2 separate regions of the Homo sapiens genome follow, and region 1 is linked to region 2. The links are chromatin loops, found by intact Hi-C in ENCODE. Cell type or tissue: mammary epithelial cell. All regions are shown on one strand. Each heading gives the region's core, and the rest is flanking DNA. Links, peaks and the distances in the headings are about the cores only.

Region 1 (16,127 bases), core at 2,739-10,738, 84 kb after region 2:
CATCTTGAAAAATTAAGACATAGGAAATAACTCTTTCCTTAACCCTAAGGAAGTTTCCTTGAACAGTGGGAAAAACGTTTTTGTAGACATTCCTTAGACCCCTTACCCAGCAGGAGGTGTGGAATCAATAAAGAGGGCATGGGTCACCTCCAAGGTTGTGAGCTCCCTGGCTTGGGAACTACACTGGGACACAGCAGAGCCTCTTGGCAGAAATCAGGCAGCCCATGGAGCTTCAGCTGCATGACTCTTTGAATTCACAAAAGGATACCTTTAACAGTACTTCTCAAAAAATGTATATAAGGCATGTCTCAAGTCCCTATATGTTTCTAGGGATAAAAAAATTCATTTCAAACTGATGGCAACCTCCCCATTCTATTCCCCAGCTTTCTATCCTTCTTCCTGCTTAATTTTTCTTCTTAGCACTTGCCTCTGTCTGACATATTGTATGTCTTACTTATTTATTCATTTGACATTTTAATTAGACACTAGCAGTATTGTTTTCTTTGAATACATTTAAAGGTCCTAGATTTATTTCTTTTTGATGCTCATCTTCTAACTCATTCCCTCCTATCAATCTCAGACTGCTGTAAATAAATGATTTTTTGCCTTTTTTTTTTTTTTTTACTATTAGTTATCATATTTATTTTTCTTAAACAAGCTGTACTGGTTATACAGTCTGAATTTGGAGAATAGACGTCTTCATTCAGGAGGGGAAATTGAGCCAAGTTTGAATATAATCATTGGGTAACAAATCCAGAAGATTAAGTTACTAAGGAGAACATGCAAAGTAAACACTTGCATTTTATGAACTACCTTCAATTTAAATAGACAACTGGGTAACTGTATATGACATGTTTTGGGAGTAAGACCTGTTAAACCTACCTACTTCCTACTGTTTTCATTTGAAAAATAAATCAATTATTAAACAGTTATTCTACACATTAAAGACTGTAAGTGATTTAACCTTGAATATTTCCTGACTCAAGTTCTTAAAATCCTCAACTCTAACCTCTTGTTTTTCAACCCCATATTTATTCTAGTTTATTCTTTCCAACATATTTAGGGCAATCTAAAACATAAAGTAAAAAAACCCCCACATATATTATTAACTATAAACAATGTGGTTATGTAAATGCATCATTTTAGTTGATCTTTTTTCTTTAGCCTAGTTCTTTTTTTCTTTTCTTTTCTCTCTCTTTTTTTTTTTTTTTTTTTTTTTTTTGAGACAGAGTCTTGCACTGTCACCCGGCCTGGAGTGCAATGGTGTGACCTTGGCTCACTGAAACCTCCACCTCCTGGGTTCACGTGATTCTCCTGCCTCAGCCTCCCGAGTAGCTGGGATTACAGGCACACACTGCCACGCCCGGCTAATTTTTTTTTATTTTTTATTTATTTATTTTTTATTTTTAGTAGAGACGGGGTTTCACTATGTTGGCCAGGCTGGTCTTGAACTCCTGACCTTGTGATCTGCCCGCCTCAGCCTCCCAAAGTGCTAGGATTACAGGTGTGAGCCACCGCGCCTGGCCTAGACTAATTCTTAAAGGAACAGATTAGATACATACAAAAGTTGAATTTAGTATGCTTTTGTAAGTTAATATAATGATTGGGACATTTTGTTTTCTTAGCTATGCTTTATAACAAAATAGTTCTAGTTACTTTCTTTTAAATGGTTACTAAAGTAATAACTTGCTTTTTAAAAACATAGTATAACTATTTAAGGTAGACTATGAAGAGTAGGCTGAGGTTTCATTTTAAATTATCTCCTCTTTCTGCCATGGAAGAGTTTAATTCCCCTGATGTGCTTATGGTATTGAAAGCCCATTGTTGGTGTTGGTATTGAAAGAAAGCTTAGTTTTTCTGCGTTTCCTAAAAGGAGAGGGAAGAAAGATTTTTAAAAGTGAAAATCCATTGATTTTTTTTTTTCTTGATTAGGATTTGTATAATATATCTGAAGTGAGACTAGAGTTCTTAAAGTTGAGAGAAACAGTAAATATGTACACGCCCGGCAAAACTTTGCAGGGAACATTCAGAGTTCGGATTACCTGAAAAAAATCTTGAAAGCTTCAGACATTTTCCAGAGAGTGTTAGTGCGTGAAAGTGGTACCCATGACCCCAAGAGGGTGTCCATTCACAGCCTCCATTGAAGTAGTTTACTCCCTAAGAGGCCCAGGCTTTGGAAATAAGTAGATTTGTGCTTTAAGCTCCCTTTGCCCCTTGCTAGCTGAGTAAGCTACTCCGCTATTTCCCTGAGCCCCAGAGTGTAGAGCATCAGAAGTAGTGCACAGGTTTGTTGTGTGAGATAACACATGTAAAGCACATGCTGTGGGACCTGGAGTAATGGTGCTTAACACACTTGCATTCCCTTCCAAAATCCCTTTAGGAACAGACTTCTTCAGTTTAGTCCTAAAGCCTGTAGATCCATGCTAAGTGATATGACTTTTTTTCACATCAGATTAAGCAAAACACTGATGATGGTGACTGTCGCTTATTGTGCAGTTACCATGTTCTGGACAGGCACTGTTGTAAGGGCTCTACCTGCATCGACCCATTTTTCCTCATGACAAACTATTGGTGCAATTATCATGCCCATTTCATAGATGAACACACAGAGGCACAGAGAGGTAAAGGAACTTACTTAGGGCCACTCATCTGTCATGGAACCAGAATCTAAATCCAAATAGGCTGTTGCCAGTACAGATGGTAAGTACATGTACTTCTGGCAGGAAAGCAGAATAAAAGTTGACTGAACCTGAAAGTCTCGGAAATGGTCTTCTCATTTCTATTCTGTAAAGTGTCACGTCTTCTAGGCCTACCTCTGTCAATATTGAAATACAAAATTAACTTTTTCTGCTTTTTATTTCACAAATCAACGGGAACAGTCTTAGTCATTTGTGTTTTATGAGTTTTAATTAGGCCACTGCAGTCCAGGAGGGGAATTCCTTGTTTTCAGTTGATCTCATATACTAACAAGTTTAATCATGTAACTTCCCCTATTTTTTTCTCTAATGTTTTCACTTGAAAGTGGGGGTGGGAGGGAGAAGTATGTTAGCATTTGAGTCCTAGGGATGCACTTACATCAACCTTTCTGGAAATTCCTTCTTGCTGGTATAGAACTAATCCATAGAAAAATGAAATGTGTAAGAATCTGTATTTACTAATATTTTTCTTCTTTATCTCCATCTAGTTCTGGATATTTTCTGGAGGATGGGGTAAAACTTCTAGATAAAGAAGTACAGGAAGCCATCTATGTGCATAAAACCTTATGTTTGGGTGTGGACTTAATTTTCAGAATATGGGAAAGGGGTTTCACATTGAGAATTTCCTCTTTCTGATGTAGATTGAGAATTTTGACTTAGAAGATGAGGGCATGTTATCCTAGCCCGTGGGTTCAGAGTGCTTGGAAGTCTCTTTAAAAAAAAAAAAAAATCCCCTGGCCTTGGACTGAGCCTGCTCTTGGAGGATTTATTAATCATGCCGGCCTTCATTCTTTCCTTTGTTTGTTCATTCCTTCATTTGTCCATACTCTCGCATAAGTCATTCAACATCTACCTGCAAATAGGTGAAAGAAAGGATGGGAGTGAGAGTCCATCAGGGGACGGGAGAGGAGAAGCAATAAACTCACTCTATGTTCCTTTCACCTCACTGACTGCATCTTGTATCTGATTGTTTGTCCCTTTGGAGACAACGTATATTTCACAGACAGACACTCACAACACTCATGAAGGTCTTTAAGCATCTTCCTTTGGGAGCTGCATTTCTTTTTTTAAAGTGAGAGGAGAAAATGCTTGTGAGGGAAAAACAGTGCAGAGAAATGGTTTTTCTTTCTTTCTTTTTAATGTTGGCGGAAGAAGGGTTCATAGTAGGGAACGTATCAGTAAATATAATCTAAGAGCACTCATGCTTTCAAATAATTTCCTTGTTTAAAGATATTAAGTGCAGTAGCGTTTACAATTAATGATCACAACCAGTTACAGATTGCTTTGTTCTTTCTCTACTCCTGCTGCTTCACCTGCCTACGCTTATAATAAAAGAACATTAAGAGACAACAAAGGCCATCACAAAGATGTCTTCAAAAATAATTTTAAAATAGAATTTTAATTAATTTAAAGGTAAGAAGTGTTGCCATGCCCTCAATCAAATTTATTATGACTTTTTGAAAATATCTCTAAGTAAATATATAGAAAATGAGGAATGAACATAGGGGAGGGCTTTTGGAATTTATACTACTATTCTTTCAAAAAATATTACTCGTCTCCATGTTGCAGTTAGGAATACGCTTCCTTAAGACAGAGTCATTATCTTTACTTGTTATTTAAATCTTGATATCACCTCCTATAGTTTTTGAAAGACATCACTCTTCAAGTTGTCTTCAATGGCACAAACTATACCTGTGCATTTTCTGAAACAAGTTTGACCATACCAGCAAAGGCAATGAAAATGCTTTGTCTTTCAGCATGAAATGTGAAGTCTACATTATTAGTGGGTATATATGGCCCAAGGGAAGAAAATGTTGAAGTAGATTTAAAAACAAAAACAAAATCACTCACACTCTAAAAGAATGTCTCAGTATTTCAAGGCTCTTCTCTCTCTCTGTGTTAAAACCAATAAGGAGGCCTCAGGACAAGTTAGGTTGATAATGACAGTGAATATCTACCTTTCTCCCCATTCCGTTTGACATCCATACTCCAAAAGACCTTCCCTTATTTGCTATGCATGGGTAGCAGGGAGATTATAGAGAAACTGTTCTTTTTCCTGCTTTCTTTTTTTACTGCTGGGGGAGTGATCACTTTCCTACAGCTCTTGTCCACCTGGCCCTTGAGGCGTTTGGAGTTTTGGTAAGGTGTTAACAAAAATTGTCTCAGGTGCCAACTAAATTTCATAAGCTTATAGCAGCACAACAGACTAAGACACCACATGGGAAATGTACATTTTACAAAAATATATTATACATCTACCATGTCTACCATGTGCCTTAGAGAGTTCTGGGTCTGGTAATACAGCAGTGAATAAAGTCCCCGCTCACATGGAGCGGGTAGGCTGATGGTGATGGAACTCATAAGTATACGGCAGGTGTTAGTAAACACTGCGGAGAAAAATAAAGCTGTGTCAGAGAGAGAGTACCTGGGGATCAGGGGTAGAGCGACGTTAACCAGGGCTAATAGGAAGGCCTCTTTGATGTTATTAGGCCAGTGAGGAATCAGCTGTGGGAGTGTCTGGAGGAAGAGGATTCCAGGCAGAGAAAATAAAAAAGTAACTGCAGTAGAGACGGGAGCAGGCTTTGTGTGTCCAAGAGACACATCATGGCAGATCAGGTAGGACTCTGTTGGCCACAGTAAGAAGCTGTTTGGAAGGTAGGAAATGATAACTAGAGAGAGTGAAGATGGTATTCTGAGAGTCTATGTGATTTATTGTAGGGATCCCGGAGAGTCGAGCCCCTTGTGCCTCATAACTGGAGTGTTTACAAGCCGTGTAAGGCCTTCTTGCAGTAAAATGCTACTTTTGTAATTTAAATTATTATGCTATGAAAACCTTAGCAAAGATAGATAAAGTTGAACTATTTGAAGCACAATTACAGCTAAAAAGCGCAAAGTGGGCAATTCTTCCTATCACATCTACTCCTCAGAGAGATGTGGGGTACCTGAATGTCTAACTGTGGAATGTTTTGATTTGATTTAAATTTGCCAAAAACTCATCTTCCATAAGGCATATCTTTGCTGATTTTTGCACTCAGTAACAAGCAGTTTAGAATTTTGAACTGAAGGGATTTTAAATCCATGTTTAAAGTGCTTTCATTTTAAAATAATTCTTAGTTTTATGTTCAGTCAGATGATAAGCTCCTTTTTAAAATTCTGTATGAAAACTTACTGTTTGGTACAGGTTAAGAAGTCTTGTTATACAGTACTTATTTTATTGGAGGTACAAAGAGAGTGTGGAAAAATAAAGGCAATTGGCCAGGTGGGAAGGGTAAAATTGTTTTATGTACCTTTTCTCTTGTAAAGTTGTGTTAAAAACATTTTTGTAATTTCTTAAAGGTAGAGTTGATTGCCATAATTTGATTGCAGCCCCCTGTCATTACTTCACTATTATACTCGGATACTAAATGCCCCTTACTAAATCTAAGGAAATGGGCAAGTTCTGTCATCTGGGAGTTTACATGTTAAGAGACATTGCACGGGTGAGAACAGACATAAAATGTATATGTAATTATATCGACAACATACAGGGCTTAGAAAGGGGCTTGATAGCCTTTTATAGGTGTCGTCCAGGTTTATCTTACTTGAAATACTGCCTGAGACTCTATACCTAATTCTTATCACATAGCCTTTCTATTAGTCAATGATAGATTTGGGTTGGGTTAACCCTCATATTCTTTTAGCAAGGGACCCACCTGCAGAAAAGAGTTATTATTGGTTTTGTCATTTATAGTTTAGTTCAACAAGACCGGATTTCCTCACCGCCTTTGGCTGAAACTGACTGACTAAATCAGTTTCACTTGTGGGGTAGAGAAATGAGTAATTTGGGAACATAGAGTGTTGTGTGGAGGAGAGCTTAGTTTGCTCCTCTTCATCCTCCCCTTAGGTAAGAAGTCTGCATTGAGAGAGGGAGAAAGATTTGGGACATCATGGGGAAACTGACCCCCTTGGGTGAGACACATTGGGAATTAAGAGAAAGATGTAAAAATGGACCAGGAGAGGATGTACAGAAGCCCCAGGGGAGCCAGAGAATTTCTGGTCCTAAGCTCAAGTGTCAGCCTCAGTTCTGCCTAGCATCTTGGACATGCTGTCCCTGCTGGCTTATCTCCTGTAAGACAAGGGGCATACTCCTGACTTACTGAGCATCCCATCTCAGAGGAGCTGGGAGTACAAGGAATTCAGGAATGGACTTTCAAGACAACATCTAACCCGAGTCTTCTGCAGACATTTCTCTACTGAATCTACTTTCTAAGTGTAGATTAGTGTCTAAGAGATAGACATTAAGTTTCTTTTTCTACCAGCCTCTGACCCCCTTGCTTTGAGGAAAACACATGTGTTGTCCACGAAGTGGTGAGTTCTGTTTGGTCCTTCCTCTAAGATTGGTCCGGGGCTTGAGCCGTTTTGCCCCATGTGCTCTGGGATTTCCCCCGGTTGTCCCCCCATATAAGTAGACAACTTGCTGTCTGTGTTCTAAGACCTTCATATTTTTCCCTTTGACTTGAGTCTGTTCTGGAACAATTGTGTGGTGGCTGGGCACTGCAAAATGAGTCAGTTCCTGCAGTTTGGTTACAAGTTCTCAAAAAGTATTTCAGAATGTGGATGTGGTCAGCAGAGTCATTTTCCAGACATCTAAAAGGAAACCCACATCAACTGTAACAATTGAGCTACGAACCGATGGCTCTACACAACCGAATGGGGCCTGCTTTTCCTCAAAGCCTGTAGGTGCCCTCAAATCTAGCATTCTCTATGGATCGGAAAGGAGAATTCATCTTCATGCTTGTAGATCACATTTTATCTGTTACTGTTGACATAAAAAAATGCGATAGAGGTTTTGGCCTTCATCACCTTTTGAATGTGGGCACAAATTTGACATAAGAAATAATTAGTAAAATGGAATCTATGGGATTAGAGTATAATTAGTGCAAAGTGTGAAATGTGGCTTAGGGATAGATGCTTGGGTAATTGAACTAATGCACGAAGGAGAGGTTAAGATGGTTTGGGTACCGATAGAGTACATCGAAATATGCTTATTTGGTTTACTAATAGTCTGAACCTGTGCAGACTTAGCAGCAATACTGATAAAATATCATTAAATCCTTTTCAAGCTTTAAAAGAAGTTCAGATTTGTCATAACATTTGGAGAATATTTTCGCTCCACACAAGTTTTGGAAAATAATCTTTGTGAATTTTTTTATCCTCTTGGGTATCATGAATTGTAAAATTTTGTTGCAGTTCTCAGTTACCAGTCTTGCTCCACTCATTAAAACTGATGGCATTTTCAATAATAAGAAAACAAAATTTAAAAATGGGTAAACGATTTGAACAGACACTTCACCACAGAAGATACGCAAATGGCAGATAAGCACAAGAAAAAATCTTTTCAATGTCATTAGTGAAACACAAGTCAAAACCACAGTGAGGTACTGCTACACACCTATCTGAATGGCTAAAATTTAAGAAGCCAGCCATGCCAACTGTTGGTAAGGATGTGTAGGATTTAGAACTCTCATGTAAAATGATACAAACATGTCAAACATACACCTATCATATGATTCAGCTGTTTCACTCCCAGAGAAAAGAAAGCATGTGCTCACCTGAAGACTCGTACGTGAATATGCATAGTAGTTTTATTAGTAATAGCTAAAAGCTGGAAACAATCCTAATGTCTATCAACAGGTAAATGGATAAACAAATTGTGGTGTATCTGTATGATGGATACTACTCAATAATAAGAAGGAATGAACTATTGATACCTTCAATAACATGGATGACCCTAACCCATGAGAGTCATATCATATGATTCCATGTATACAGAATTCTGGAAAATGTGAAAGCAGATCAGTGGTTACCTGGGGTAGGGGAGATGGGGGTGGCAAGAAAGGGGTTACAAAAAGGCCCGAGAAAACTTCCGGGCTGGTGGATAATTTCTGTCTTGTGTTGATGGTTTCATGGGTGTATATATGTCAAAACTTATCAAATTATACAATTTGAATATGTGCAGTTTATCGTATGTCAGTTATTCCTTAATTCTTAAAAAAAACTTAAAATAAGAAATCATTGTTATAGTAGATGGAAGGCTTTAAAATGCCCTTATTTGGCAAAATCAGCATTTCTTGGGGGGAGGGGGGAACCTGATAGAGTTTTAATGGTTTGAGGACAGAAATACGACCTTCTAGTACAGATGAGAAACCAAAGTTAAACAGTGAACATAATAAATGGGATCTCTTTAGTCCCTTTTGTTTACAAAGCATTTGAACAAGTGGTTCAGGAAGTATCTTTTCCAGCATGGTGGTTCCAGCTGCCTGCCCGACTTCTAAGCATTAGCACTTAAACAAACTTACTGTAGCAGTCTACCGTGCAATGTGGCTAAGACATCCAAAGTTGCTGTGTTCAGATTGCAAAGATAAGACATGAAAATCCCCACTTTCAGATTCTATCATTGTTGGAGAAATAAATCTCTCATATTTACACAGTGCATGAAAATTTATGTATTTCCAGCTGTATTGAGGTATAATTGACAAATAAATTGTATATATTCACAGTGTGCAATATGATGTTTTGGTATATGTATACATTGTGAAAGGATTACCACAATCAAGCTAATTAGCGTATGTATCACCTCACATAGTTATCTTTTGTGGTGAGAACGTTTTAAGATTTTTCTCTCTTAGCAAATTTCAGGTATATGATGTAGAATTATTAACTATAAAGTATTTTCATAAACCTCATCCTGTGAAATCCTTTCAATGGTCCTATTACAGGTAGGATCAGTATTATCCTCGTTTGCTTTGGCAGCAAACTGAGACCCAGAGAAGCCAAGCTACTTGGCCAGGAATACAGAGCCCCCATCTTCTTGCTCAGAAATCACCATTCTAACTACTACACTTTGCTTCTTCCTCAAACTATTGTCATTGAGTGTTTGGCTAAGACTCTTCACTCACCAATTTGTCAGGTAGTTATTAGAGTTCCTTTTTAAAAATATGAGATGTTCAAGATGATAATTCCCTCTAATCCTCTGTTTCCCCGTTTCTAAATGGGTAATAACACAGCCACCAGCTTCCCAAGTTTGTGACCCTTACACGTGGAAGAGTCATGAAAAGTGGGCAACTCTGTGTACCCAGTGGGTGTTGATGTTACTGTGTGACTGCCCTCTTTGTTCCTGGGTTACTGATCACACAGTACTGAGTGGCTTTGCAAACCCAACAGGGAGACATAGCAGTTTAGTTAACATTAGTTGCCCTATAGCTTCCTTCAGAATTGGAAAGTTGCACAATAAGAAATCCTATGTACTGGATTATTTTAAATTCTTCTTTAAAGGACACTAAACCATCATTAGTTGGGTCCCAGAGACTCACCAAACAGAGCTTAGAGGCAGATACCATTGAGGTTTACTTAGCTAACAAGATTGACCCATGTCTGGCATCCTCCTTTTCTCCTTGGTTGTGTTGCCTGTACATCTCTCCTCCTTATTCTTCATCATTTTCGATGGCCTTCTCTCTTCACTAGCCCTCTAACACACTTTAGAAAATGTTTTGTTTTTTTTTTAAATAACTATTTGATGTATTGGCAAAATGAGCAGTTTTCCTGAGAGTTCTCTGTCTGTCCCGACTGGCACTTCTTTTTTTTTTTTTTTTTTTTCTTTTTTCATATATTGATTTCTTTTAAATTAAATTAAATTTTTTAAAATTTCTGTTGGTTTTGGGGGAACAGGTGGTGTTTGGTTACATGAGTAAGTTTTTCAGTGGTGATTTGTGAGATTTGGGTGTACCCATCACCCGAGCAGTATACACTGTACCCAATTTTTAGTTTTTTTTTTTTTTGAGACAAGTCTCACTCTGTCACCCAGGCAGGAGTGCAGGGGTGCAATCTCGGCTCACTGCAAGCTCCGCCTCCCGGGTTCATGCCATTCTCCTGCCTCAGCCTCCTGAGTAGCTGGGACTACAGGCACCCGCCACCACACTCGGCTAATTTTTTGTATTTTTAGTAGAGACGGGGTTTCACCGTGTTAACCAGGATGGTCTCGAGCTCCTGACCTTGTGATCCGCCCACCTTGTCCTCCCAAAGTGCTGGGATTACAGGCGTGAGCCACCACGCGCAGCCCCAATTTGTAGTATTTTATCCCTCACCCGCCTCCCACCCTTTCCCCGAAGTCTCCAAAGTCCATTGTATCATTCTGGCACCTCTAAAACCAGACATGATTTGTTTTCTTGACTTCGGCTTGAGAGTTCCAATTTCTAACTCTAATGGACTTTAATCTTAGAAAATCAGGGGATATAATCATATGGTAGTGCAAAGAGTATCAAATTTTGTCTAAGGATGACAATCAAAGGGAGCCCTATTTTTTTGTTTTGTTTTTCATCAAATCCTCGAATTTATTCCATCCCTAATTCCGTGGTCCTTCATGGCATTCATAGGGGCAGCTGTGAAGAAAAGTGGTAATGTACCTGACGACTCTCTCCTGTCGGTGTCAGGGTTGCATTTACTATTACTGATCCCAGTAATAGGATGAGTTTGATCTCTCAGCATGAAAAGAATGACCATATTAGGGATTTGTTTGTTCTCCAGACTACAGAAAGTTTGATAACCAGAGTAGGACTTACTGGAGAGATAATGTCAGAATGAATAGAGACTGTCTGTGAGAAATTTGAACGGGCTCAGTGCTGTTACCTACTAGCTAGAAATGGGAAGCAAGGGGATGAATGTGAGGTTGGGGGCATTGAGTCAAGAAGAAGATCAGGCAATTCTGGAGCTAGGTAAATTGGGATCATTCCTGGCTTGTCACATCTACGTGGGACATTTAGACTATCCACGGGCTGGATACCTTAGGAAAGTTCCTTCTGGCTCTGGGACTCACTGCTCTTTCAGCATTGCCAATTTACATCTAGTGTGTTCTTGTTAGAAGTGGAAGGCTCCTCTTCATTTTTGAGCTCCTTGCGCCCTGTCATTTTCTCTGTATGAGAGGGTTTTGCTATTCCTTTTTGAGTGAAAACGACTCCCATAGCATATTGCCATTCACACTCCACCAGGTCTCCCCTTCACACACACACACACACACACACACACACACACACACACACACACCATTCTCTTGTCCTCCCTGAGCCAGTCCTTTCAAGGTTATATCATCCTTTAGTGCCAAGTACCTCCCCTGACCTCTTTCTTCACTCATAGAAAGAGGAACCAGATTTCCCCTGTGTGACTGCCATCAATACAAACAGCAGTTTTGTTTCTGTTATTTCCCCTTTCAACCTAGTGATAAAGTTTGCTGCTGCTGCTCTCCCCACCCCGCACAGGAAGAAAGACTTCCTTCCTTCATCTCTTGACTTTGCCCAGGCCTATGAATAATCTTCGCTTTGTCATGGACTCCGGATGCTCACCTTTTCTAACATTTTTTTTAAACCTCCAAGAGTTACTCCTCAGCCTCCTTCCCTTCCCCACCTTCTGGTTTTCCCTACCTGGTAAACTTCTTATTCTACCTAGTTAATAATAGTGGGCGCCCATGAAGCTCTTGCCTCATTGATGAGTATCTGGGCATTGGGCTTCCCTATGTCCATTTTCTCTTCTGGTGTATTGACTGACGTCTCTCTCCCTGGCTCTTTTCTCACTTGCGGTGGTGCTCCCTCTTCAATATCCTGCTTCCTTTTTACATTCCAGACTGTCATGTTGTAGACCATCTCCAATTGTAAGCTGAGTGCTTGATATTTTGCCATTTTCCTCTTTGTTAGTGTTTTGAATCCTAATTTTTAATCTGATTTTTAATTATATTGATGTTGTTTTTCTAGATACTTATATTTTGCTCTATAGAACTGTCCATACGTTGTCAAAAAACCTTCCACTGTCAGCACAAATACAGTCCAGCATCAACCAATAAGGAGAGAAGAAGGGGTAGAAGGATGCTGTTGTGCTATTATCAAGGCTTTGCATGGTCCTTGGGGTGTACCGAGTTATTTCCTCCAAAACAGTTGAGGTTTCCTTACAACCTGTTGAAGAACTGATCACACGTCCACTGTGTGGCAGCCACTCTGGGAGCAAATACTGGACTTGTAGGTTAGGTCTTTATACTGTAGTCTTTCTTCGTAGTTTGAAAATATCTATTTCCCCTCTTTCCCTTCGTTTAACACATTTTAGAACATTCTTTCTTTAAAAATCTTAATTAGCGTTTCCATTTTCTCTTTGTTACACAAGTAGAATCCATGTTTTCATCCTGTTCCTCTTTGCTGAAGTGTGTGTGTGTGTGTGTGTGTGTGTGTGTGTGTGTGTGTTTTGTACCTGATAGGTCATCAAATAGCATCTGCGGGAAATACATTTAGCCCTTCATCATTTAAAAATCATTTTTATTAGTCTTTCCGAATCTTCACACTTCTTCTGCTAACTATCTTCCTTTCTCTTCCATTGTGGTGTGAGCTATTTATATAAGCCACTTAATTTTAAAAGTCCACATACTGTCATAGAACTCATAATAATTGATACCTAATGTGGTTGAGCTTCTGATAACCATCATAAGCAAAAGAAACTGTATATATGGATGTTCTCTTTCTGGTCTTCCCTCATTACCTGTTCATTTGTCTTAGTTTTATCATTTTACTGGAGTAGATTTTATTTCCCTGAGGACCCTTCTGTGCTACAAACCTGTGATGGTACACAAACACACTCTAAGACAGTGCTTTCACTAGTCCATACTTCTGTTAAAAGGAACATACACTCTTTTACAAATAGCATGATCTTATAAGCACCCACAAATCTTACAGAAAGCTACCATAAAACTAAGAGAGAAAGCAAGAAATGTTTAAAGGATGAAGAAATACAAGAGTTTCCCTGAATGGAGATAGTCTTCCACTGTGTGTGTGTGTGTGTTTGTGTTTGTTGTTTTTTGAAATGTATCAGTATAGGTGTCAGGCATTTTACTGTCTATTCACTCACATTTCTTTATTTGACAAATATTTACTAAAAGGTGACTATGATCTAGTGTACTATGCTGGTACCTGGGGAATCTCAAAATTATGGGACTGATTCTTACCCTCAAAGAGCACATATTCTCACAGGGAGACACATTTCTAAACAAATTGAAGAGCAATGTGTCTTGTGTTTCTGGCTGAGACCACAGACTCAGTGATCTGGGAACCAGCCCCCAGTAGTATGCAGCTAACTTTCCAGAGGAATCCAGGAAGGTCCCTTAGCATCCTATAAGAGAGCTGGGCCTTGCAGGGAGGGAAGTGCTTGTCAGGCAGTGTTCAGAAGCCGAATTTTGCTCCTCCATCAGTCCATCTGAGGAGAGGGAAACTTGATGGGAAGATTCAAGGAAGACGACACAAAGAATTTTGTACCATAAGAACATTGTATGACAAAAGAAGTTCTGTACAGTGCCAAAAGCAGAGGCTTGGTAGAGATCTGATTATAAATGAAGGTTGCAATGGTAGACATGTGCGATGTTGATGCCTTTAGAAAATAGCACAAGGCTTAAAAATGAGACCAAATCCACAGAAAGGCCTCGGTAATAGTATAGAGTAGTAATGGGTTAATTGTCACTAAATAAGTCTCTAAGTCATGAATTCTTGAGAGAACTGACTGGTTTTTCTGCTATTCACAAGCTCAGAGAAGTTACTTTATTTTGACGTCCTTCTTTTGTTTTTACTTATCATTGATGGAATGCAAATTATTTTCCTCTTTCTTTTATTTAAAAACGACAAGAATTCCTCACCATCGTTGCACACTGCTGACATTGTATGTAGAGAATGCCTTAGGGTTTTCTTCCAGAGTGTGGGGAGAGGGACAAAGAGAGATATATATGTACATGGATTTAGGGCAATTAATTTCTGAAACTTGTCCATAAAAAGACTGTTTGTTACTTAGGTTAAAACTATCCTTTTCCTCTGAGTGTTTGCAATGAGTAAAATGCTTCATGTTTTCATCTATTGATTGTTTAAAAAATGTTGTTTTTCGTTGAGAAGGATTAAAGGCATGCACCTAATTGTTAAATATTAGTTTTTAAAAAACTAGTCTGAGTCTGTCTTTATGGGCTCTGAGTGGTTTCACCTTTAGAAGCTTGTTTTAGGATCTTGTGCCAACCAGTCCCTTCTGAGGCCTGTTCAGACTAGAATTATCTGGCAGGGGCAATGTCTTTTAAAAAAATGTCTTCAGCAGGAACGTCCCAGAGAATGTTCACCTCAGTCTTCAAGTTGGCTTGCGGAGCAATTTACTAAATAGAGAGATGTGAGAATCAAGTGACCATCAGCTGGTATAAATGTTTTTGGTCAGTGTAGTCACAGGATCTCAGGTATGCAAGAGCTGGACGGGTTTCAACCACGTGCCCGGTTATGGTGATACCCTGGCTCAGTTGCTCTAACATAACATAACACAGAAGGAATCCAAGTTCATAAGAACATACTTTAATTAGACACCTGTATTTAAAAGGCTGATTTCTCCTCTAGCATAATTTCACCCTGTGGCGCACTGTGTATACATGGGTGCATTTCTTCCCTGGCCTACAGTTAGAGTTAATTGGACTTTTTGTTCTTAACGGTGTGGGAGGCAGCTTTTTTTAAAAAAAAAAACAGCTTTATTGAAGTATAATTGATAAAGAACTGCACATATTTCATGTGGAAAATTTCATGAGTTTGGATATATGCAAACACCTGTGATACCATCACCATAATCAAGGTAATGGATGTATTCAACATCTCTCAAAGTTTCATTGTATCCCTTTGGTTTTGTGTCTGTGTTTGTGTATATGTTAAGAATCACTTAACATGAGATATACACTGTGGGTGGCAGTTTTTGTTCACTTCTAAAGTAAACTCTGACTTCATTAGAATAGTGGACTGGCTTATGCTCTGTCAAATCCCTAAACATGATTGTGATAGAATTTGACTCTATTCCTATTTAGTTACAGAAAACTACTGGTGCATGAACAAAAATATGTGAAATATCATGGATGGGGTTTAGGGGGACATGTGGGGCCAGACTTTGTGAGGTTATAGAAAATCATGGAACTGGAAAGCATCTGGAAGTTCTTTTACTCAAAGAAGCATAGATTCTTTCACATTTGTGTTAAAAACAGTGAATTAGACAATTTTGACTTGGTAAAGTTAGCATTCTGGCAATGCTGTGAAATCGTTCATCTCTCTTCATTTACTTCCACATATAGTCCCTAGGGTCAAAATTTCTTTCTAAAAATGATAATTTCTAAAGTCAGAGATGCTTTTTGGGGGCAAAATAGAATTGTCCAGGTAATCAGTTTAAAAGACAGAGTAATTCTACTCTTCCTTCAGTAGAATGACGCACGAAGCAGCATTTCTTTCATTTCCAGTAGAACTTTGATGCGAATGTGACTTTTATCTCTCTCAGTGTAGCTTTAAACATCAATGGGTTTCTTTACTTCTTGGTTTGGTGTATAGGTTGCCCCTGTTCTAACCGTGTGGAGTGTAAGCTCTTCAA
Region 2 (16,127 bases), core at 4,960-12,959:
ATGAAATTGACATTTTAGAACTATGACAAAAAGCCAAATTAAAACTCAGGGGTTCCTAATCCCTAAATTCTGAGTCCGTTTTAAGAAATACCTAAAATACACTTTAAAACGAACCAATTAATATAATTACCGTGGGTTTAAATAACACATACACACTGGATTTGTTTCTGTAAAACACAGCTGTTCTGTTATTTACATTTTGCTATTTTTTAAATTAGAAATATGGCTTTATATATTGTACATATATGTAAAGTAACTTTTTAAAAAGAGTGAATCTGTTGTCTTCTGCCATCATTACATTAAAAAAAAAAAAACCCAACCACCCTACAGCCAATTAACTTGGAAATCTTATATTCAAGCTTCTGAATATTACTGCGGTTGTAGCAAGGGAAGCAGCACATCCAGGTAGTTAATGTAGAAGAAACAGGGCACAGGCAGCAACTTGCATCCCCTGGCAATTCACATGGTAATTTCTTCGCTTCCACTCTCAGGCTCACTCCACCTTGCTTCACCAACCCCCCTCCCCCTAAGACACGAGGCACCCTCTGGGCCACGGAAGGTGCCATGCGGGGAGACGCCGGAAGAGCGGGGGCAGAGTGCACGGTTCCCACACCCTTAGCCGCGGGCGGCCGCCGCGGGCCCCAGGAGTGGGGAACCGGTTGGGAGAGCGGGGTTGGGGGCGGACCCCAGGGCCGCACCCCTGGTCCCCCCCATCCCCTTTCTACCGCCACAGACCCAAGAACCCGAAATCTGCGGCACGAGGCGCGGCGCCCGCAGCCCCCGGCTGGGCCCCGGCGGGGATGGGCGGGCAGGGGGCGGAGCGCAGCGCAGCGCGGGGCGGCGGGAAAGGGGCGGAGAGGATAGCTTGGGCTCTGGCGGGCCGCGGGACTGGCAGAACCTGCGGGCGAGGTGGGTGGCTCGCCAGCCGGGACGAAGGGAAATGAGGACCACCGCTCCGGGGCGCGAGTAGGCGCGTGGAGTCCGGGGGCTCAGCCGCCGCGCCTCTTCCTCCTGCAGCTGGAGACTGCAACAGCGGCGGGTGCACCGGCAGCAGCGACGACCCTGCGCGCAGGTGGGCACCCCCGAGCGCGGCGCTCTGCCCGCTCCCCCGGCCACCGCGGGCCGGACGCCCGCTCTTCCAGGCCACTGCGCTTGGGGGCGAGGGCTGGGTAGGTCCAGGGGCAGAAGGAAGGTGCACGGCCCCGTGGTGGGCGCGCTTCTGCGCGCGCGCTGTGGTAGGTGGGAAAGAGGTGCAGAAAAGCTGCCTCCCTTAGGGTTCACTCCCTCGGTTCCACTGTCCCCACCCCACCCCTTCTGAGGAGCTGGGCACACCGGTGGGGCTTTGGAAAACTGCGATCTCCTACCCGCCCCGCAGTATCGGTGGCGTGTGCAGGTTGCCCTTCTCTTCACAGTCCACACCCAGCAACCATCAGGACGCCCCCTGCTCCCGGCCCGAAGACTGTAGGGACCATGGGAGGAGAGAGTGGTGGCTGGACCGGTCGGGGCGTGTGCGCGGAAGGCTGGAGTTGCTTGAGTATTGTCTGCCGGGGCCGGCGCTTGCGTCAGGGTGCTCCCTCGCGCTTTCGGGGGTAGGGAATGGGTTTGCTGAACTTACTCTGAGGGCTGATTCTGCACATGCCCTTGGCGCCTTGTGCATGTTTGGACAAGGGTTTAATGGAGGCACGTGGGAGCAGTATCGATCTCTGGCGGGTCCCCAAAGACCCTCTTGGGATAGTCCAGAGCGTGTTCGGGGTTGAGAGCGAAAGGAGAGTGTTCCGTGTGAATGTGCGTCCTAGGGAGGAGGAGGACAGTGTCTCAAGGAGACTTGATTTTCTTTTATTTGCTGCAATTCCGTAAACCAAATCATGCTTTCGAGGCGTTAAAGTAAATTACTGGTAAGTGGGGCGGATCTCTGCTGGGGATAAAGAAGCTCCCGGGTTTGCGGGGTAGCGGGCCTGGCTGGCGTGCACGCTCGGTGGCTTTTGGCGCTGTCTCGCCTAGGTAGTGGGGGTGGAGGTGGTGGTGCTTGTGTCTTTGGCTTAAGGTGCTGGAGCCGGGCTTACTTGTCCTAGGTAGACTGTGGGACTTGGAGGAGGTAAAAAAGCTTCGCGGCGCGGTTATTCGCAATTAACTCCAGAAATCTCAGTGTGTGTCTGTCGGTCGGTCTCTCTCTGTCTCTTTCTCTCTCTCTCTCTCTCTGTCTCTGTCTCTCTCTCTCTCTCTCTCTCACACACACACACACACACACACACACACACACACACACTCGCACGTCTCATGGCTGCTTGGATTTGCCGATAGTTGTTCATGAATTTTTATTCCTGTTTGTTCATTTCCTGACTTTTTTTTTTTTTTTTTTTTGGAAAAAGGACCTACCTGTATTAAAATCCGTGGGGTTTCAGAAAGACCCTTCCGCAGTCATTCATATTCAAATCAAGGATAGGGCATTTTGATGAAAATACCCCACCAAACTGCTGTTTGGATTGGACAAAACTGTAGTTCAGGTTAGAATTACTGTTATTTTAAATAGACATCTTACAACCTTGTGGTAAAGTAACCTTAGCCTGAATCGCCCCTGATCTTTCTTTGTGTCAATTTACAGAATTCTGAATTACAGATGAACAAAGCGGTGAAGTTTTCTTTTAATTTTAAACGACAGGTCTTGAAATGGCTGTAAGTTGAGTTCTGCGACTCCATCTCTTTAATGATCGGCTCAGAGTGGTGTATAGTTGATGATCTGAGACTTACATATGTTTCAATTTCTAATCAAATAATTTATCATACCATTGGGGAGAAGGACGCCTTAGGAATTTTCAACACAGAGGAGAAAGAACATTTTTGTCTTTTGGAGCAAATGTTTTGCCACTTTTTCCCCAGATGTCCCCGTTAGATGCCTAGAAAAGATGCATTGTTGACGAATAATACATGATTTATTTCTCTTTTATGTCTACAGGTGGCAGTGTAGAAGCCAGACCGGGAGCTTCCAGAAGTGGTTTCTGAAAGAGTCAAATGTACATGAGTAAGCAAGCACAGGAATCTGAAAAACCACAGGTATGTAGGACAATTAATCCACCTATCTAGCTTTATAATTATTGCATTCCAGTAGTACTAACCCATTTGCTCTTATGTTCAATATTTTGACACTTATATAAATTTCTATGAAGTGAAATGTATTTTGAGGTAACCTCCGAGGAGAAGCAGGGTCTAATCTATTTCTGACAATGTATTTAAATAAAAATTCTGCATGTCATTATATTACATGACTTTTTACTGTTCTAAAAGAGTTGTTTTTCCATTGTGACCATGTGGCTTTGCATTTAACCAGTTGTTTGATATCTGCTTTTCAAAACACTTTTCCTGAAACTACATAAAACTGCCAATTGTTCTGAATAATTTCATTTGAGATAATGTTAACAGAGTCACCTGCATGAACCAATAACAATATCAGCTTAAAAATTTTTTTTATTTTTTGGCTGGGTGTGGTGGCTCACGCCTGTAATCCCAGCACTTTGGGAGGCCGAGGCGGGCGGATCACGAGGTCAGGAGATCGAGACCATCCTGGCTAACACGGTGAAACCCCGTCTCTACTAAAAATACAAAAAATTAGCCGGGCGTGGTGGCGGGCGCCTGTAGTCCCAGCTACTCGGGAGGCTGAGGCAGGAGAATGGCGTGAACCCGGGAGGTGGAGCTTGGAGTGAGCCAAGATCGCGCCACTGCACTCCAGCCTGGGTAACAGAGTGAGACTTCGTCTCAAAAAAAAAAAAAAATTTTTTTTTTTTTTTTTTTTTTTTTTTGGTGACAGGGTTTGGCTTTGTTACCCAGGTGGAGGGCAGTGGCAGGATCTCAGCTCACTACAACCTCCATCTCCTACATCCTACATCTCCTACATCTCCATCTCACTACAACCTCCCACAACACGCCGGGGTTGTTTTTGTATTTTTTGTAGAGACAGGGTTTTGCCATATTGTCCAGGCTGGTCTTTAACTCCTGGGCTCAAGCGATCTGCCTGCCCTGGCCTCCCACAGTGTTAGGACTACAGGCATGAGCCACTGCACCCAGCCAAGTATCAGCTTTTAATAAAACTGCATCTCACTGTTGAATTGACGTAACACCGATCAGAATACAGATGCATTAGGAGGCTTCTTTTAAACCAAGCCCTTCTGCTATTAACCTTCTGATGATTTTTCTCCTACTACCTTGCTGTTTTTACAGGCCCACTAATTTGCCTGCTTGACTAAAATAAGGACGAGTTATGTGCTGATGAGAGACATGTTTGTAATGTTATTCGTTGTGACACAGTTCAAAAGAATTTGCCTTTGATTCTCACTAAAATGTAAAGTTTTGCATATTAAGATCCTTTTTCAACAACTGAGCAACTCTTTATAATGAAGGGCAGAAGACGCCAAAGGGAAGAAAATATTTACCTTTGTGGGCTTTTACTTTCTTTCCTGGGAATGGTAGGCCATAGCTATTGGTATGTTTTTTTGTTGTTGTTGTTGTTGTTGTTGTTGTTTTTTGAGAAGGAGTCTCTGTCGCCCAGGCTGTAGTGTAGTGGCATGATCTCGACTCACTGCAACCTTCACCTCGGGTTCAAGCGATTCCCCTGCCCCAGCCTCCTGAGTGGCTGAGATTACAGGCACCCACCACCAGGCCCGGCTAATTTTTGTATTTTTAGTAGAGATGGGGTTTCACCATGTTGGTAAGGCTGGTCTCCAACTCCTGACCTCGGGTGATCCTCCCGCCTCGGTCTCCCAAAGCGCTGGGATTACAGGCATGAGCCAGCGCCTACCACCGCTATTGGTACTTTCACACGGATGCTAAAGTTATTGTGCTGGCCGTGTTAAGGGTCAGGCATCAAAATGGCCGCTCAAGAGAATGAAGCTTTCTCTTTGTGCAGATGCAACGGGTGGGATGGGGTGCACAATTATCACAGTGCTGGTTGTGGTGTTACCTCGACATTCTGCCTTACAGCTGAGGAGGGATTTGTTTCGTCCCTGCTAATGAAGGTGTTAAATAAACTTGGATGCTGTTATTGAAGCTTAAAAAATAAATGGAAGCTGGGTGCGATGGCTCAAGCCTGGAATCCCAGCACTTTGAGAGACCGAGATGGGAGGATTGCTTGAGCTCAGGAGTTCAAGACCAGCCTAGACAACATGGCAACACCCTGTCTCTACAAAAAATTACAAAAAGTAGCCAGGCGTGGTGATGTGCACCTGTAGCTATGTGTACCTGTAGTCCCACACAGTCGGGAGGCTGAGGTGGGAGCCTCCCTTGAGCCTGGCAGGTCAAGGCTGTGATGAGCCACGATCATGCCACTGCACTCCAGCCTGGGTGTGACAGTGAGATCCCTTCTTAAGAAAAAAAAAAAAAAGAAAAAAAAGAAATTGAACACTTACCAGTAGAAAGCAAACAGGGAGCTCAGACTCAGAAAGTGTAGATTGCACTAAATACTGAAGGGTTCTCACTTTAAAGACTCCATGGATAAGGAGTGGCTTCAGGAAAGCTCTTGAACATTTAGGAACATGTAAGTTTGCACTGCATGAGACTTAGATTCATTATCTGACTCAGGAAATTGGGATGTAACTAATTATCCCTCAAAATATCTAACAGGAATGGAGTCTCCTCAGTCAAAAAGAAAAAGAACAAGGTTGATATTTTATTCCTTTTTTGAATTATAGTATATTTGTTGTAGAGCCATTAGGTGCTTTAGAGATATTTGACTTTTGACATATAACATACATAATAAAGTGTGTAAAAGGTACTGGTCTAAAGTGTACTGCTCAAGGAGAATCACTTGAACCCAGGAGGCTGAGGTTGCAGTGAGCCGAGATCGTGCCGCTGCACTCCAACCTGGGTGACAGAATGAGACCCTGTCTCCAAAAAGATAAATAAATAAATAAATAAATAAATAAATAAAGTGTACTCCTCAGTGAAACTTTGCATGCGTGTATACCATGTGACCATCACCTGAGTCAAGATGTAGATTTCCAGCACTCCAGAGGATTTCCTCTTGCCCCTTCTGTTCAGAATTCATCGTACCTCCAACATGAAGGTAACCACATTGTGATTTTTAAAAAACTCCATCCACTAGTTTTGTCTTGTAAGTTCCGTATAAATAGTGTCATATAGTGGGAACTCTTGTGTGTGTCTTTCATTCACACATATAGACAGGCACTAGAATTTCATAGGCATAACATAAAGTCTATGAGATTCATCCACAAGGTTGTGCATATCAGTAGTTCTAATCTCTTGCTGAGAATCATTCCATTGTATGCATATATCACAGTTTGTTTCTCCATTTTCCTGTTGGCTCTTTGGATTGTTTTCAGTTTGGGGCTAATACGAATAAAGCAGCCATGAACATTCTTGCTTATGTCTTTTGGTGCACATGCCCAATCATGTCTCTGAACATATGCTCAGGAGAGGAATTGTAGGGTCATAGGTAGGCACATATTTAGCTTTAGTAGATATTGCCAAACAGTTTCCCAAAGGGGTTGTACCAACTTAAATTTCCCCAGTAGTGTATGAGTGTTACCCAGTTAGTGGCTCTACATTTTAATGAACACTTGGTGTTATCTGTCTTTTAAATTTTAGCTACTTTGCTGGGTGTACAGTGGTATCTTTGTGGGTTTTTAAAAACGTATTTTATTGTAATTGTGGGAAAATATGTATATTTAGAATTTACCATCTTAACCTTTTTTTTTTTTTGAGACAGAGTGCTGCAGTGTGGTGGTGCGATCTTGGCTCACTACAGCCTCTGCCTCCTGGGTTCAAGCAATTCTCCTACCTCAGCCACCTAAGTAGCTGAAATTACAGACGGGCACCACCATGCCTGGCTAATTTTTTGTATTTTTAGTAGAGATGAGGTCTCACTATGTTGGCCAGGCTGATGCTGAACTCCTGACCTCAGGTGATCCACCTGCCTCAGCCCACCAAAGTGCTGGGATTACAGGCGTGAGCCACTGCACCCGGCCAACTGTTTTTGAGTGTACGGTTAGTAGCATTAAGTACATTCAACTTGTTATCTAACCTTCACCACCACTCATCTCCAGAACTCTTCATTTTGCAAAACTGAAACTGTACCCATTAAACAGTAATTACCCAAGTCCCACTTCCTTAGCTACTGGCAACCACCATTCTACCTTCTGTGTCCGTGGATTTGACTATACACCTCATATAAGCTAGATCATGTAGCGTTTGCCTTTTGTGACTGGCTTATTTAACTTAGATAATGTCCTCAAGTTTTAGCCATGTTATAGCATGTATTAGAATTTAGCAGTTTCAAGGAGAAATAATATTCTATTGTATGTATATGCCACATTTTGTTAATCCATTCATTTGTCAATGGACACTTGGGTCTTCACCTTTTGGCTATTTGTGAATAATGCTGCTCTGAACCATTATTGTACAGATAACCTCTTCAAGTCCTTGCTTTCAGTTCTTTTGGGCATATACCCAGAAGTGGAATTGCTGGATCATATGGTAATTCTATTTTTATTTTTATTTAAAAAGCTTCTAAAGATAGGGTCAGCCGGGCACGTGGCTCACACCTGTAATCCCAGCATTTTGGGAGGCCTAGGAGGGCGGATCACCTGAGGTCAGGAGTTCGAGACCAGCCTGACCAACATGGTGAAACCCCATCTTTACTAAGAATAGAAAAATTAGTCAGGTGTGGTGGTGGGTGCCTGTAATCCCAGCTACTAGAGAGGCTGAGGCAGGAAAATCACTTGAACCCAGGAGGCGGAGGTTGCAGTGAGCCAAGATCCTGCCACTGCACTCCAGCCTAGGTGACAGGGCCAGACTCCGTCTCTCAAAAAATAAATAAATAAATAAAGATAGGGTTCCACTCTGTTGCCCAGGCTGGCGTGTAGTGGTATGATCATAGCTCACTGTAGCCTCAAACTCCTGGCCTCAAGTGATCCTCCTTCCTCAGCCTCCCAAGTAGCTGGGACTACAGGCATGTGACACCATGCCTAGGCAATTAATTTTTTTTTCTTGCTGTATTGCGCAGGCTGATCTCAAATGCCTAGCCTCAAGTGATTCTTCTGCCTCAGTCTTCTGAGTAGCTGGGAATACAGGCACAAGCCATTTTACATTCCAGCCAGCAGTGTATAAGGGTTTCAGTTTCTCCACATCCTCAACAACACTTTTTATTTTCTGTTTCTTTGATAGTAGCCATCCTGATGGATGTGAGGTGGTCCTTGTGGTTTTAATTTATATTTCCCGGTGAGTAATGATGTTGAGTACTATTTCATATACTTAATGGCACTGGGATATATCCTTTTGTGAAGTGCCTTTTCAAATCTTTTGCCCATTTTTGAGTTGGGTTGTTTTTTGGTTGGTTGGTTTTTCTTGTAAAAGTTCTTTTATATCCTGCATATGAGTCCTTTGCCAAATACATATGTTACAAATATTTTCTCCCAGTCTGGTTTGCCTTTTCACTGTCTAAATGGAATCTTTTGATAACTTGGAAGTCTAGTGATCAATTTTTGCCTTTTAAAATGGCTATTGTTTTTTGTGTTCTGTTTATGAAATTTTTGCCTACTTTGGGGTTATTTTTTAAAAACCTTGTTTTTAGTAACTGAAAACATATGGAGACAATCTGTTTGGAAGATATAGTAAATTAACTATAAGCATATTTCAAATATGTGCCTTGAGTGTGGAAGTTGGTGATATACACCTTTTCTGCAGCAGGTGGCAGAAAAGGGATTTGAAGCAAGTATGTTTATATGTTTATATGGGCATAGATGCTATTACTCAAGTGGCCTCCACTCGGGGCCCCTCTAGATTGGGAAGAACCATAGGGAAGAGCTCAGTGATAACTCTTCTGTAGGAAAGAATGTGGCAAAATATATGGGTATCTATACTTTCTCTATTTGTAATCCATGCTTGCCAAATGATTCTCCCCCTCCCCTCTTCTATCCCCAAGGACAGTCACTGCTGTTCAGTGCTGCAGCTTTCCTTAGCACCTCAAGATCCTGCCATTCATTAGCTTTTTCTCTTCATCTTTTTCTTGAAAGGTCTGCATTTTCTGTCACTTTGATGTCTTGAAATGTCCCCTCCCACTGCCCCATGTTCTTCAGACCCTTCAGACCCCTCAACCCCCACATCTTTATAGCCTGTTCCCACTACTATCCCTCAACTCAGGCTGCAGGTATGTATTTGTTAATTGCCTCCTGGACATCTCCCTCTGGATGTCCCACAGGTGCCTTTCATATGAAACATGTGTTGTTCCTCTCCAGTCTGCTTGTCTGCTTTCCCACCCTAATTAATATATTTACCATTCCTCTAGGATTCTGAAGTAGAATTCTTGGCACTGTTCCGGATTCTCCTGCATGACTTTTATCACCCTCACAGCTCATACTTAGTTGGTCATCAAAGCTGCTGAGTCTTTCTCCTTTCTCTGAAACATCTTTCATAGACATCCCCTCTTCCCCATATTCACTACCTTGTGGTTCTGGTTCTTTAATCCCCCTTTAGGATTGTAGTAATAACCTCCCATCTGATCTCCCTGATTCTACTCTTGCCTCTAATCCATCTTCCACTTGTCATCAGCTTTCTTTTCCTAAAACACAGATTTAATCATGCTGTTTTTTACTTAAAAACGATTTGTAGCTCTCCACTGCCTACAAGAGGCATTCAAATCCCTAAGCATGATTTACAATGTGAGACTCTTCATTATTTGCCTTCAATCTGTTTTCTCTGCTCTATCATCTGCCATTTCCTCCCCACACTCCATCTGTCCTAAACTATTTTCCATTCCTAGAACATTCCTTGAGTTCTTTCCTGCATCTATGCTTTTCACATGCTGTTTCTTCTATTTCTGATGTTCATGCCTGTCTACCTGGCAAGTTACTAGTTTTCCTTTAAAAGCCAGCTGAAAAGTGGCCTCTTTGAGCCTTCCTTTTCTTTAAGTAGATCTTGTTATTCATCTCTCATTTAGTGTGGTTGGAGGAAGTGATTCATAATTGCAGGCAGTAATGCATATTAATTATTATACCCCCAGCAACTACTGGGGCACTACTTGAAAACAAATGATATTTAATAAATGTTCATGGAATGAATGAACTCATGGAGAACCCATCTGTGCTCAGATTTTGTTGCTTAACAGCTCATCACAATATCGGTCTACTTAGTGGTTTTAAACAACCACCATTTATTTAGTTCTTGATTCTGTGGGTTGGCAATTTGGGCAGGACTCAGCTGGATGGTTCTTTCAATCTGGGCAGGTCTTCTGACCTTGGCCACCTTCACTTGTGTCTGTGATCTGCTGTGTGAGTTGGAGGCTGTCTCTTCTAGGATGGCCTCAGCTCCTCTCTGCTCGACATTGTGGTCTTTAATCTGTAACCAGGCTAGCCTGAGCTTGTTCACACTATGGCTGGCCAGGTTCTAATTGAGAGTGCAGAGGCAACCAAGGCCTCTTGAGGCCTAGACTTGCAACTGGCACAAGATTATTTCCTCTGAATTTGTTAGCCAAGGCAAGTCACTTTAAAGCCAGCCCTGATTCAGGAGGTGAGGAAGTAGGTTCTATCTCTTGATGGAAGGAGCTATTTATATAATCACATTGCAAGGAACATGGATAGAGAGAAGAGAATAATTGAAGCCTTTTTGCAAGCAATCTACTACACTTATTTGGGAGCAGGAATGGAGATTAGAGCAGGTTGGGCCAAGGAGGTTTATTCCACTTAGATCAGCAGCGGGGTGCACAGTTGTGGCCCTCACTCATGGGTTTAATTGCACCTAACATGAGCCCAAGATGGTTCTGTGGTTCCTAGCATCCTCTTTTGGCCCTCCTCTCAAATCCTCAGCCCCTCTCCCCGCTTTTTTTTTTTTTTAATCTGAAGCATATCTAAGACAGCCCCAGTTTCCTTTTGGCATTGGTAATTTGGGCTGGCCTAGTGGAAATACCACTGGTGGTGCTATGGGATGAGGAAGGAGCTCTTCAGTATTGGAAAAGGGAACAACACCTTTCCTCTTCATCCTGGAAGCTGCTGTATATAGCCTTGGAAATTGGGGGCTTTCTCATTGTGAAGCACCCTCAAGTATTTGCCATTGATTTGTCTCTATCCTCCGATTTAAAAGGCATTTTCTAGGAGAGGAGAGTGTCAGGAAACAAAAAGAGATCTGATAGATTGGGACTGTTCATCTATGTTCTTCCTCGCCATGTGTGAAAATTTAAGATATTCTCCTACTGAGAAACAGTAGTCCTTTACCCAATTATAATGTCTGTGTGCTTTCCCAGCTGTTACAAACTCTTCAGAGTGGAAACATGAATTTAAACGTCTCTGATACACCACCCATGAAAGGAACCTTTTTTGAGGACTAGACTACATTAGGAAAAAGTATAGTTACAGTATACAACGCAGGAACTCAGTTGAAATATGCTAAAACATGTATGAAGAGATCCTAGTTTTCAAGAGGTAGTATAATAACCATGAATAAGTTCTAGCTTTTCCAGAACTTGGCTTCAGTGTACATCTGAATGTTTTAGTAGAGTTGTTAGAAGCAGTTAAAAAAAAAAGCAGATGTAAATTTCACCTCATTCATGCCCATTTCTACTAATCCTAGAGATAGAGCCGTACTGTGAAGTGACCAAAATGCATAAAAGAATGGGAGGCACTTACAGGGTCTTAAGACCCCTCATGACCGCTAAGTGAACTCTCATTGCCTCTTGCCAGTCCTAGATTGGCTGCTGACACAGTTGGAGGCATGAAAAATCCACAACCTGAGTAATCCTCTGCTGAAATAACAGCTGTGCCATTTGTGGGTGAAAATAGAATTTTTTTCCTGCCCCTCTGGAATTTTAATTTATCTTTTCCAAATTTTTTATTATGGCATGCTCATGCTTTTCATTTTATTCAACAGAAGATTGAGTTTTTATCTCACCATGCCTTGTGTGTAGATCATTTCCTTATTGGATTCTGTGTAGTGTTTGTTGTTTACTTAATGACAACATAAACTCAGATAGTAGTCATAGTTAAATATTTTTAGAGGACCACAACAATTTGAGTTACGAAATCAATATTTTTATCAATTAAAAATGTATCAAATCAAGGTATTTTAACAGACTAAAATAAGACACTAATTTTTGTTTTTCCAAAAGAGTTAGCTTTGGCTGGGCGCAGTGGCCCAAGCCTATAATTCCAGCACTTTGGGAGGCCAAGATGGGTGGATTACGAGGTCAGGAGTTCAAGACCAGCCTGGCCAACATGGTGAAACCCCGTCTGTACTAAAAATACAAAAATTAGCCGGGTGTAGTAGCGGGCTCCTGTGGTCCCAGCTACTCAGGAGGCTGAGGCAGGAGAATTGCTTGAACCTGGGAGGAGGAGGTTGCAGTGAGCTGAGATCACGCCACTGCACTCCAGCCTGCGGACAGAGCAAGACTCCGTCTCAGGGAAGGAAAAAAAAAAAAAGAGCTTGATGTCATAAGCAACCATAAAACATTTTATATACTATACTGCCAACATGATGCATAATGTGAATTGTAAGTTACATTTACTGATGTATAAATACATGGTCTGGGTCGGGTACGGTGGCTCACACCTGTAATCCCAGCACTTTGGGAGGCTGACTGAGACAGGTGGATCATGAGGTCAGGAGATCGAGACCATCTTGGCTAACACAGTGAAACCCCATCTCTACTAAAAAGTAAAAAAATTAGCCGGGCGTGGTGGTGGGCACCTGTAGTCCCAGCTACTCGGGAGGCTGAAGCAGGAGAATGGTGTGAACCTGGGAGGTGGAGCTTGCAGTGAGCCAAGATCGTGCCACTGCACTCCAGCTTGGGCAACACAGCGAGACTCCATCTCAAAAACAAAAACAAAAACAAACAAAAAAACATGGTCTATATGTACTATACTATGTCTCTGTTGTGGGGAGTGGGGTGGGAGAGAGAGAGAAAGACAGAGAGAGAGAGAAAGCGAACAAACCCACACATCCTCCTGTGAAAGGTTAAAATACCGGCAAAAGCTATATGAAAAGCATAAGTAAATGTAGATCTTATATTTGTTAAAACAGCCATGTAGGACAATGATTAAATTCAATGAGGGAAGGGATTATTAGCTAACAAGTATATTTACATTGAAGGAAGGCTGTGACAGAGAAACAACTAATACATTCAAGGTGGTAGTTTTACAAGCCCTAGGTGCCACACTGAGTGATGTTAATGGACCTAGTCTACTGTTGGCTTTTATTTTTATTTTTTTATTTTATATATTTTTATTTTTTATTTTTTTTTTTGAGATAGGGTCTCACTCTGTCACCCGGGCTGGAGTGCAGTGCCGGGATCTCGGCTCACAGCAACCTCTGCTTCCCAGGTTCCAGGGATTCTCCTGCCTCAGCCTCCCAAGTAGCTGGGACTACAGGCGTGTACCACCACGCCCAGCTAATTTCTTTTTGTGTTTTTCTTTTTAGTAGAGATAGGGTTTCGCCATGTTGGCCAGGCTGGTCTCAAACTCCTGACCTCAGGTGATCCACCCGCCTTGGTCTCCCAAAGTGTTGGGATTACAGGTGTGAGCCACCACGTCCGGCCTATATTTTTTATATTTTTGAGACGGAGTCTCACTGTGTTACCTGGGCTGGAGTGCGGTGGTGCTATCTCGGCTTGCTGCAACCTCCGCCTCCTGGGTTCAAGTGATTCTCCTCCCTGCCACCACACCTGGCTAATTTTTGTATTTTTAGTAGAGACGGGGTTTTACCATGTTGGCCAGCCTGGTCTTGAACTCCTGACCTCAAATGATATGCTCACCTCAGCCTCCCAAACAGCTGGGAATACAGGTGTGAGCCACTGCGCCCAGCCTGTTGGCTTTTAAAAGAGATTTTAGAATGTGCACATTTAAGATGGACTAGATGGTAATCAATTACTCTCCAATCATTTGAATACTAATCCTTACATTGGAAAATATTTAGGATGAATTATATGTTTTATAAAAATATTCTGTTTTTTTCCTGATTAATGATGTAATCAAAATTTTCTTACTGTCATGGCATTGTCAGTATGGTGGATTTCTGGATGTAGGCTTGGGCACAGAGGTCAACATCTATGGTTGCAGAAGCATCTTTGCTTATCCAGTAGCGCAGCTGTGCATGCAGGTATTTGACCAGGAAAATATAATGGGGAAAGACAATAGAGTCTTAATGAATTTCTTAAAGAGGAAGGGGTGTGGCCGTCTCAGCTAATCCCAATGCTTCAGATTTGTACACGATTGAAAGAACAGATGATATTTTTCCTTAGAACAGCTGAGGAAAGTAAAATGCCATGCGCACTGATTGAACACCTTGTGCCCTGTTGACAAACCATGCATAGGATCATCTGTTGTTCTTTCTTTACCTCCCGGGAGGGCAATGTGGGATCTCTTCCTTTAGTCACCAATATATATGATAATACTATGCATTTTCTTTTCTTTTTTTTGAGATGGAGTCTCGCTCTGTTACCTAGGCTGGAGTGCAGTGGTGTGATCTCAGCTCACCACAACCTTCGCCTCCTGGGCTGGGTTCAAGCGATTCTCCTGCCTCAGCCTCCCAAATAGCTGGGACTACGGGTGCACGCCACCATGCCCGGCTAATTTTTGTATTTTTAGTAGAGACGGGGTTTCCCTATATTGACCAGGCTGGTCTTGAGCTCCTGACCTCATGATCTGCCCACCTTGGCTTCCCAAAGTGCTGGGATTACAGGTGTGAGCCACCGGGCCCGGCCAATACTATGCATTTTCTTATCCATGTTATGAGGAAGGCCTCGAGACTCAGACATAATCTGATTGCTGGGATTTAAGTGACAGTCGCTGCTGGCTTTTAAATGGAAATTTTAGAACGTACACATTTCAAATGCCACAACCTTTCTTGCTTCTTTGACATGTGGTCCTGCTCTGCCTGTGCTGGTGAACATCAGGTACAGTCATAGTGTATGTGTGTGTGTGTGTGTGTGTGTGTGTGTGTGTGTGTGTGTGTAGCAAGGTGAGGAGGGGAGCGGTTCTTCCCAGTGATTGTAACAGATTTTTCCTACCTATGTGGTCATAGTGAATGAGTACCTAGTGTTCTGTATTTTTTATCACTATTGGTGATTTTCCATCACTATCAGTGAAAAAATATATATTTATATATTCATAAAAATAACAATATTTCACCAAGAGCTTTGACCCTGAATTGATGTGACCTTGGACTTGCCTGATGCTGGAATCAGATGGCTGAACTAGAAGTGAGGAGGCTGCTGTTCTATCCCCAGTTAGCTTCTAAGTAGCTATGATGTCTGGGCACATCCTTTTTATTGGTCTGGACTTAGGTATTGTCATCTTTAACATGAGAGTTGGACTGTTTTTTGTTTTCTGTTTTTTTTAATTTTTTTTAAAGAGACAGAGTCTCACCTGTTGCCCAGGCTGGAGTGCAGTGGCGCCATCTCTGCTCACTGCAACCTCCGCCCCCCGGGGTTCAAGCGATTCTCCTGTCTCAGCCTCCCGAGTAGCTGGGATTACAGGCGGCTGCCACCGCACCCAGCTAATTTTTTGTATTTTTAGTAGAGACAGGGTTTCACCATCTTGGCCAGGCTGGTCTTGAACTCCTGACCTAGTGATCCACCCGCCTCGGCCTCCCAAAGTGCTGGGATTACAGACGTGAGCCACTGCGCCCGGCCGAGAGTTGGACTATTGATCTCTGAAGTCTCATCACATTCTCACACTCAAGTCTTTTTTTTCTTTTTTTTTTCTTTTCTTTTCTTTTCTTTTTTTTTTTTTTTGAGACGGAGTCTCACTTTGTCGCCAGGGTTGGAGTGCAGTGGCACGATCTTGACTCACTGCAACCTCCACCTTCCAGGTTCAAGTGATTCTCCTGCCTCAGCCTCCCGAATAGCTCGGATTACAGTTGCCCGCCACTACACCCAGCTAATTTTTTGTATTTTTAGTAGAGATGGGGTTTCACCATGTTGGCCAGGCTAGTCCCAAACTCCTGACCTTGTGATTCACCCACCTCGGCCTCCCAAAGTGCTGGGATTACAGGCGTGAGCCACTGCACCCGGCCTTTTTTTTTTTTTTTTTTTTCTCTTCAGACAGGGTCTTACTCCATCGCCCAGGCTGGAGTGCAGTAGCATGATCTTAGCTCACTACAACCTGTGCCTCCCCGGGTACAAGTGATTCTCCTGC

Evidence for each region. Hi-C counts contacts between places; a loop is a spot of excess contacts. Peaks named below come from ENCODE experiments on the same cell type or tissue, not always from the same donor. Only the 100,000 strongest peaks of a DNase experiment are listed, where the experiment ranks them.
Region 1: a loop joins it to region 2, with 2.9 times the contacts of the local background. A loop is called at or near these places in 7 of 110 quality-filtered maps.

Annotation. Positions count from the first base shown.
Region 1 is chrX:45,749,613-45,765,739 of GRCh38, reverse strand. It overlaps MIR222HG (miR222/221 cluster host gene), which reads left to right. Exons shown (of 2, transcript NR_170290.1): 2 at 1-16,127. Among named protein-coding and RNA genes, the nearest start is that of MIR222, 11 kb to the right of the region's middle. In mammary epithelial cell, for the core only: no CTCF peak of the experiment used is centred there; DNase peaks (open chromatin) are centred at 2,929, 6,489 and 7,269; H3K27ac peaks cover 7,253 bases.
Region 2 is chrX:45,836,299-45,852,425 of GRCh38, reverse strand. LINC02595 (long intergenic non-protein coding RNA 2595) reads left to right here and starts at 936. Exons shown (of 3, transcript NR_125365.1): 1 at 936-1,072; 2 at 2,954-3,051; 3 at 4,213-4,352. In mammary epithelial cell, for the core only: a CTCF peak has its summit at 8,690 (motif pointing right); no DNase peak of the experiment used is centred there.